Linked DNA regions of Homo sapiens: region 1 is linked to region 2. A link is a contact called in ENCODE Hi-C or POLR2A ChIA-PET data. All regions are on one chromosome and are shown on one strand. The core of a region is the stretch at or near the end of the contact, and the rest is flanking DNA. Distances in the headings are between cores, read along the strand shown.

The links. A loop is a pair of places that touch in the nucleus more often than their neighbours do. ChIA-PET counts read pairs that join two places held with the same protein, here RNA polymerase II (POLR2A). Pooled maps may share reads with other maps.
Region 1: a map of heart left ventricle shows a loop between it and region 2 (2.2-fold over the local background). The contact joins the promoter of C10orf126 here to the enhancer-like site in region 2. A Hi-C loop is called at or near these places in 4 of 168 maps with a recorded cell type or tissue (ascending aorta, chondrocyte, heart left ventricle and 1 more) and 10 of 50 pooled maps. POLR2A ChIA-PET finds 5 or more read pairs at or near these places in 3 of 52 experiments (AG04450, Panc1 and WTC11).

The regions. Positions count from the first base shown.
Region 1 is chr10:28,844,837-28,849,451 of GRCh38, reverse strand. C10orf126 (chromosome 10 open reading frame 126) reads right to left here and starts at 3,044. Exons shown (of 5, transcript NR_164114.1): 1 at 2,989-3,044; 2 at 2,189-2,333; 3 at 1,086-1,236.
Region 2 is chr10:28,877,113-28,881,596 of GRCh38, reverse strand. It overlaps C10orf126 (chromosome 10 open reading frame 126), which reads right to left. Exons shown (of 5, transcript NR_164114.1): 5 at 1-1,459. Among named protein-coding and RNA genes, the nearest start is that of C10orf126, 33 kb to the right of the region's middle. RefSeq lists an enhancer at 1,367-1,587. Within about 2 kb of position 1,621, at least 7 of the 41 ENCODE cell types and tissues checked have a DNase peak (open chromatin) inside an H3K27ac peak, as active enhancers do; they include ascending aorta and heart left ventricle, where a contact is called at or near this core.

The sequences.
Region 1 (4,615 bases), core at 1,795-4,294, 34 kb after region 2:
CCAGAGTAGAGTCACTTGAATAAATGTCTTTTGGGGAAGGACAAAAGGAATTATACCCATAGACTTGGTGTGGTGTTGCTGGGTCCTTCATCCTGGGAACATGGCCACCCTTTCTATTGGGGGATTCCAGGTCTGAAAACTGCCTCAGGTTCCAGGTACTAGACAAGGAATTGCAAATGTTTGATAGAGCAAACACCCTCAGCCTCCTGGGCATCCTTGTTGGATTTTTTTTTTTTTTAATACAAGGTCTCACTCTGTTTCCCAGGCTGGAGTGAAGTGGCACAACTTCAGCTCACTGCAACCTCTACCTTCTGGGTTCAAGTGATTCTCCTGCCTCAGCCTCCAAGTAGCTGGGACCACAGGTGCACACCATCGCATCCAGCTGATTTTTGTATTTTTAGTAGAGACAGGGTTTCACCATGTTGGCCAGGCTAGTCTTGAATTCCTGACCTCAAGTGATCCACCCACCTCGGCCTCCCAAAGTGCTGGGATTACAGGTGGGAGCCACTGCGCCTGGCCTGTGTTGGCTATCTTTTGATTAGATGTATTGAGAAGTATCCTCACAAGATTCCCATCTGTTTCACCCCATCATCACTACTCTCTGTGGATTCAACTCCACAACAGCCTTTCACACCACCAGTTGTGGTCTGCAGAGGAAAGCCTTCAGCTAATTTCCCAATGGCTTGGTGAATGCTGTGTTCTCCAGACCTCCCTGGGCATAATAATCCTCTGATGGGTCTTCTGATCGCCATAATATACCAGCATGTTCACTTCCCTGAGCCTTTAAAAATCTGTTTCAGCTCCGCTCAGCATGGACCTATCTCCAGGCTTGTTGAACCACCCAAGCAGCAAGTCTGCACCATCCTCTAGGGTCTTTGCCAAGCATTAAGTCCCATATCCTGAGAAAATGCCCTCACATTCCTGTATTCTCCTTTATCCTGCCTCCTTGATCAAGCGCCTTCAAAATCCAGTTCCTTCCTTCTAGTACATGGGGGTGAATTTTTCACAGTTTGAGGGAGGTACAGTCTCTTTCTAGCTCATCAGTGTTGCCATAATATTCTTGGCTTGGTGATGTTGCGACTTACCTCTAGTGATTGGTCTGGCAACCAGGCAAGAAGTTGAGGATCCTGAGAAGCCCTCCTTGGCCCGTGGGGACAGAACTCTGTGGTGTTGGCCCATATGGGTAGTTTCAGATCATAACAGGGAAGGATGAGCCACCTCTGCAGGCTCTGAGGGCTTAGAAGAGTTTGAGAGCTCAAAATATTTGGAGGCATCCACCCAAATGTCCCCATCCCGTGCACAAGAGCTCCATGTTTTCCCAACCAGTGCTCTGATCTTTGTGTAATGATAATCATCTTTGAAGCTAGGCAAGCCTATTAAATCCATAGTTTGGTCTTCTGCTTTTTCTACACTGAATGGAGTGAATATGGGCCCCATTCCTGGAGGCCCTCAGGCCTTCACAAGTGGCTTTCAATTGCTCCCTAACTGCCTACAGCTTTTCATTATCCTAATGTAGAGCCTCAATTCAATTGAGCAACAAGCAGCCAATTCCATTGTCCTTGGATACCTTGCTTCTCTCTGACCTCTCAAATGCCTGAATCCTCTCTCCATCCGGGGCTTTCCCGTCCACCAGAACATTCTTCCAAGTCACTGACATTGAACGTTTTAGGCAGGGCTCAGTGGCCCGTGCCTGTAATCCCAACACTTTGGGAGGACAAGGCAAGAGGATCACTAAAGGCCAGGAGTTCAAGACCAGCCTGAGCCTTGCTCTGTTGCCCAGGCTGGAGTGCAGTGGCATGATCATAGCTCACTGCAGCCTCGAGCTCCTGCGCTCAAGCAATCCTCCCGCCTCAACCTCCTGAGTAGTTGGGACTCCAGGCATGAGCCACCATGCCTGGCCGCAACATTCAGATGGATTTTTAAACTACCTGAGCTAAGTTAATTTCCTCATAGATTGGATGTGGATGTGAGAGCAAAAGAAGAGTCAAGGATGACCCAAGGGTTTGCTTTGAGCACATTCCTCAGTGCTTCCAGGGCATATGGCCTCTGAATGGTGCCCATGGGCTTATAAATCCATCTCCTCCCAAGAGATAACACATTTATTTTGTCCCTGGACCTTATGAAAGTTGTCAGAATCAAAATAGAATCACTAGTGTTTTTTAAGGAAAACAACAAACAAACAAAAAACCTGAACTGGATGCAGTGGTTCATGGCTGTAGTCGCAACTCAGGAAGCTGAGGCAGGAGGACTATTTGAGCTCAGGAGGTTGAGGCTGCAGTGAGCTATGATCACACCATTGCACTCCAGCCTGGGCGACAGAAAGAGGCCCATCTCTAAAAAACAAACATAAAAAGACTTCACTCTCATCACTCTTGAGATTAAGGATTTACCTAAGTAGTAAAATATGTCAGATCAGATTCTGGCCTCAGGAACTCTGAATCTGGGATGTGAAAAGGTTTCTGGAGAGGCATTCTGTTTCTCATATCATTAACCACAGGAAGATATTATTTGGTATACAAGAGGACATTGCTTAAAGAGGTGAGAAACAGAAACTATCTCTCCCTTATATTTCTCCAAATACCTTGTAAAGTTGTGAGTTAAAGAAAAAAGAATGATGTTCACTCAAAGGGGAGATGCAAAAATAAAAAGGTAAAACCTTTTCCCTTACCCTAAGGAGATAATGTGTGCATTTTAAAAAAGTTCTAATATTGTTTCTGCAAGTCAATATATAAGCATTATTGAAAAGTCCAATCTTGCCTGTGTTTTACAGCTCTCAGCTCCTTTCAGGAAGCAACTAAATCAGAAAACAGTGTTCTCTCTTCCTTGGAGCTGGCACAGGTTTTGATAACATCGATTGAATGCCAAGCGTAAGTACAGATTGGAAGTTAGAAGTATTGCTATTGACCGTTTTCTAATATGTCCTTCAGCTCAGTAATTAATCGATTTGTGACAAAATGAATAAGAAGCTGAGGTCTTCTAAGAGCTTACCATGTGGCAGACGCGAGCTCAGTGCTGTACATTCGCATTCATGCTCTTCATCCCTGTCTCTCAAGCCACTCGTCACACCCACACTCTCCGGGCCAGGAGGCTTGCACAACCTGCACTGGGAAACTTTCTCCCACCTGTTCTTGACTCCTGAAACCCCTCCACGGTGCCATCAGCCTGATCCACTAATAGCAAAACGCCTCACATCCCAAACTAACTTCCAAATAGTCCCTCCTTGTTCTGACAAAAACTGACTCTTCCCTGAGGACGATGCTCACATCTTCTCTCATGCGCTGGCTGTTTTTCTTTTTCTTTTTTTGAGATGGAGTCTCCCTCTGTAGCCAGGCTGGAGTGCAGTGGTGCGGTCTCAGCTCACTGCAACCTCCACCTCCCGGGTTCAAGTGGTTCTCCTACCTCAGCCTCCCAAGTAGCTGGGATTACAGGCACACACCACCACACCCAGCTAATTTTTGTATTTTTAGTGGAGACGGGGTTTCACCATGTTGACCAGGATGGTCTCAATCTCTTGACCTCGTGATCTGCCCGTCTCAGCCCCCCAAAGTGCTGGGATTACAGGCGTGAGCCACTGCGCCCAGCCACTGGCTGTTTTTCATTCCAGGCCCTCCTGCCACCTCCTGCAGACCTGGAGGTGATGGAGGGACCCTGCTGGTCCTCTTTTCCCCTTCCAGAACCTTCTCCTTCCCTTCTACTGCAAATCTCGTACCATCATCATCTATCACCCCTGAAACTGTCCCTAGAAACTTTATACAATTAATCAGAAGAGAAGGGAGGGAGAGAAACAAAAATAAGCCAAGCTTGCACATACTCAGTGTTAGTCATGGGGTCAGCTGTTCTCTGATCCTTCCTCATAGTGTTTTGCTACCTATTGCTCCAGAATCACACAGACCCTGTCACAAGATTAGAGTCCCCCTTCACTGCTCCACAGATAACAACTGAACATTGTGAAATGTTGCTTTCCATTTGAGATATTCTTGTAGGTCATGCATACTGATGAAACTACTGACGCCAGCTGGTCTGAAGGACCCCACGAGAAGCTGACTCACTGAAGAATGCAGTTTCTACATCCTGATGATTTCATCCCCCTTTCCCCAACCAATCAATGACTATAGTTTTTCAGCCCCTCACCCCCCATAATCCCCTTGAAAACCTCAGCCTAGAACTCTTCGGGGAGATGGATTTGAGGGTCTTCTCCCATCTGCTCACTCGGCCTCCCTGCTGTCATCAAACCCTCTCTCTGCTGCAAAGCCTGCTGTCTTGGTGTATTGGTCTGTTTCTGCACAACAGGCATACAAACATGTTGGTCCTGTAATACCCCTGCCCAACATTGTTCACCACCTTTTTCAACAACATCAGTTCTCAGCCCATTGGCATCCTCCCCAATACTTCTCCTCTCTTTTCTGAGCATGTTCAATGCATAGATAATAATCTTTCCAAAACTCCACCATCATAGGTCATTAAACTTCTCTCCTCCTTCAGGCATCTTGACCTCTACCCTCCTAGAAACAGTCACTCACTTTGATGGCAATACATGGATCTTGTCATGCACATTCATTGCAGTCCTTAGCCCCTTTTAACTTCTAATTACTCTGGGGCTCAGTCGTTGCTGTTG
Region 2 (4,484 bases), core at 372-2,871:
TATTCCAGCTTTTTCTTTCATCAGTTTTTGTAATTAATATTTTTCTAGGAGATTGTCTGATTTCTCTGTTTCCAAATGTATTGTCAGGAACTTGTCCATAGTATTCTCTTACAGGCTTTAAAATCTCCATCAGTAGTTATGCTCTGTTTCTTTTTCATGCTTTTTCTTCTCTCGTCCTTGGTCATTCTTGCCAGAGATGGCTTTATCACTCTTTTCAAGGAACCGGCTTTTAGTTGGGTTGATTTCTGCATTATTACTTTGTTTTCTAGCTCATTAATTGCTCTCCTTATCTTTATGGTTTCCTTCCTTCTTCTGCCTTCTTTCTGCTTGCTTTGCTGTTGTTTTTCTGTTGTACTGTGTCAAGCAAGTAGCTGGCAAATTTTTCAGTCTTTTTCATTTTCTAATATATGTGACTGAGGCTGTAAATGTTTATTTGAACCAGAGGTGGCCAGTCTTTTGGCTTCCCTGGGCCACATCAGAAGAAGAAGAATTGTCTTGGGCCACACGTAAAATACACTAACACTAATGATAGCTGATGAACTAAAAAAAAAAAAAAAGTCTCACAATATTTTAAGAAAGTTTACGAATTTGTGTTGGGCCGCATTCAAATATGTCCTAGGCCACATTGTGGCCTACAAGACACGGGTTGGATAAGCTTGATTTAAAGTATCATTTATTTAGGCTGCATCCTACAGGTTTTTTCTCTGCTTCATTTTAATTACTTCATAATCCGTATTATTATTTATTTTGCTCTTACAGTTTTTCAATTTTGTTATGGAGCATTTCAAACATACAAATGCAAACACTGCTTCACGTGGAATCCTTCTGGAATGTTCCCAGTTCAACATCACTGCAAGTGAGCTAATATATGCTCTTGGGTAATAACATTCTCTCGTTATTTTTACTCTAAAAATCCATGCGTGTGTCTTATTTCTTCTCTTTGAAGACAAAACTATACCTTAAATAACCTCATGTCATACAATGCAAGGGCTTTGCAAAATCCAGCTGAATTAAATCTTTTTTTAAATCCCACATGACCAGATTAAAAGCAGCCCATTTTGCCAAAATGTAGACTTGCTTCATAGACAGTTAAAAGTAATTTTTAAAACACAGCTCTCATTTCATCACTACAATTTCCAAGTTTGAACTTCTACAAAAGTTCAGGATAGTTGAACAAGCACCGTTTTTGGAACTGTAAATAAAGCAGTTGCCTATGGAACCCGGGTCCTGCTTTTTTTGCCTCTTTGCCTGCCACTGATCCTTGTCCTGCTGCTGCCTTTCCAAAGGGCTCAGTGTGTGCACTCCCAGGGAATGAGCCATCCAAGCCGCAATCCTGAGCCCAAGAAAAGCACCACCGAGCCTCCGCAGGAAAAATAAGTTGCTGCCACACGAAGGAAAAGATTCCAGAGCCTTCAGACTCCACCGCCACTGGCTCAACTGTTTCTAAGAATAGCGTGAACTGTGGGAAAAAAAAAAAAATACTGGCACCAGACATTGGTCTTTAATTGTCTCCAGGCATTAAAATAGAAACAAGCTGAAACGGAAGTGCCCCTGGAAACCCTCTCCCAGCCTCACTCAGTGTGGACCAGGAAGCGGGATGTGGATGCGGCTTCCAGAGACATGGACTCCAGAAGGCCAACCCTGCGCCGTGGTGTCACCACGGAGCACGTTTCCAGGACAGGATGGTCTCTTCCAAAGTGGAAGAAGGCCAGGGGCCAGGAGCAGTCTCCAGTGGCCCAGGCCTCACCCACTTTCAGGCTTCCTAGCGATTCTCTCGAGGCCTCTGATTGGAGGCCCCATGGGATGTGAGGGGTCCGCCTCCCAATAGCCGAAGTTGTTTATCAGAGGCTTCTCTTTCTGGTTCATTTTCATAATCTTAAATTTAGCTAATTGGTTCCTAAATCAAATTTTGCAAATAGTTTCTTGTCATAAAAAACAACATCAGCCTTATAACTGGGAGGCCTCTCAGCATAAAGGGGTGTGTGCAGTTAGATCCTATATTCATAGGCTGGAGAGCCCATCACATCCCCTACAACATAGAGGGAACTCTTCAGTTCAGAAGGCACAAAATTGTGTTTTGTTTTGTTTAATGAAGATGTGACAGTCATCTGAATACTGGGTTTCATAACCTAAACAGATTTCCAAACTTTGGGGATTGCTTCCAAATAAAAAAAAGTGCTGCATGCAGAAAAAGATCAAGGAGCCCAATTCTAGTTTCCACTCATTCAAATTTCTCTTGCCTAGTGCCTCATTCAAATTTCCCTTGCCTAGTGCATTAATCATTTTATGAAAATAGGTTTTTTCCCTGCAAGGTTTCTAGTATTTATGAAATTACTCTTAGTTGGAAACATAAGATAAACCAACACTCAAGCTTTTCTCAATTCCTAGACAAACACACTAAATAAAAGAGGTGGTTAGGACTAAGTTTTCCAGAAACCCAGTGCCAATTCCTGATGGGATTATTTCAGCTCTACTTTTTCTAACATGGTTAATTGTTGATGAAGTATGGAAAAAAACAGAAAATAAAATGAAGCTCTTTTCTCTTATGTGCATAATATTCCATAATATATGGAAGTCAAAAGCTGCTTCACAGGTGGGGAACAGGGCTGGTGCAAGGGGAGATACACACTTCAAAAGAATGCAACTTAATAGGGCTGGCAGGCCCCACGTGGCTCCAAACCCTACACAGCATGGCCCTCCCAACTCAAACTCCAGTTGAAGACCTCAGAGGGAATTGACCGGATTCTGTTTTAGAAACACATAAAACCAAAAAAATCTAGCACCAGAGGGAGACAGATACAAATGGGAACAGCCCAACAAGATGGAACATTTACAACGTAGGTCTCTCAGAAGCCCTGTCTTTGGTTGCAACCATCAGCACATGCAGAAATGTGTCACCCCCCACTCTACACCCTCCCCCAACACAGTGCTCACTGTGATCCTTATCTACCCAAACCAGATTACTCAAGCCAGAGCAGAGATTGATTGTCTTTGCCCAAGGTCGGCAATCAGCCATCAATTATACTTGCCACATGCTAGGCTGTTCCTAACTCAGAAATCTTAGAGCATTTAGTTGCACATAGAAAGGACTCCATAAATGTTTGTTGAATTGAATGGAATGATTGTGCTCAACTAATAGCCATTGCTCAACTGTTTCCCAATATCCACTGGTCCTTAACATCAACTCTCATCACTTGGACCTTCTCTTGCCTGTGTTTGTCAACAAGGTTTATATTTCAGGACACCAGACCAACTCACCTTCTAGACCCTGAACCTACCTATGTTCTCCACCAACACCTCACCCTCATCTCCGCCTTAACTCAAGATTCACCTGTCTCCACTGTCTGACATCTCTTGATCTATTCACAGCTACCAGTACTCAGCTGTGACATTTAGAAGTGGAATCAAGGAGGAGAAGGATTGTGAGGAAAGAGGAAAGAGTTTACATTTGCTCTCCCCACTGCTGTGTGCCAGGCACTGCATATATTATCTCTTGTAATTCTGTTTTTAAAGAATGCTGGAGACTAGGGAAATGATACTTCCACTGTCTGAGCCTTTGGGTCAGGAAACTAACTCAAATGCCAAGATCCCAAATGCCTTCCACAATGGAGACATTAAACCCTTTTAAGTTAGTGATTTTTAATTTACGATTTTAAATTATGAGAATTGATGAACACCCATAATGAAATTTTCATCCACCCACTATAAAATGAAGTACTAAAATGTGATTCCCTAAGGCTGAAATATACTATTCAAAGAACTATCCTTTGTTCTGAGACTATAGGGGAATCCTATCTTAGGAAGGAGTAAAATAATCTCTCATTGCAAAAATTCACATGCTCAAAATTGCTCTTCAAAATCTTTCAAGGAGGTACCAAAATCAAGTCCAATAAACCATTACTTCTTCTTTTTTTTTTTTTTTTTTTTTGAGATGGAGTTTTGCTCTTGTTGCCCAGGCTGGCATGCAATGGCACGATCTTGGCTCACTGCAACCTCCACCTCCTGGGTTCCAGCAATTCTCCTGCCTCAGCCTCCCGAGTAGCTGGGATTACAGGTATGCGCGACCACGCCAGCTAATTTGGCATTTTTAGTAGAGATGGGGTTTCACCATGTTGGCCAGGCTGGTCTCAAACTCCTGACCTCAGGTAATCTACCTGCCTCGGCCTCCCAAAGTGCTGGGATTACAGGCGTGAGCCACTGTGCCCAGCCCCAGTAAACCATTATTACTTAACAAGTTTAATCACAGCCTATTTTTCTTACAGCATTGGACAAGATCACTAGTTCTACAGCTGACTATACCTGGTGAAATATTTGGCCCACTTTAAGTGCCAGGCTGTTAAAAAGAAAAAAAAAAAAACAAGCAGAACAAAAACCTTCTCTTAAAGACTAGAATCGCACTCAGCTGAGGAACACGGAACTGTGTGGTAGTCACGTGGTTGTAAGCATATGTATAAAAGTCATCACATTTTTTGCCTTAGATTTTT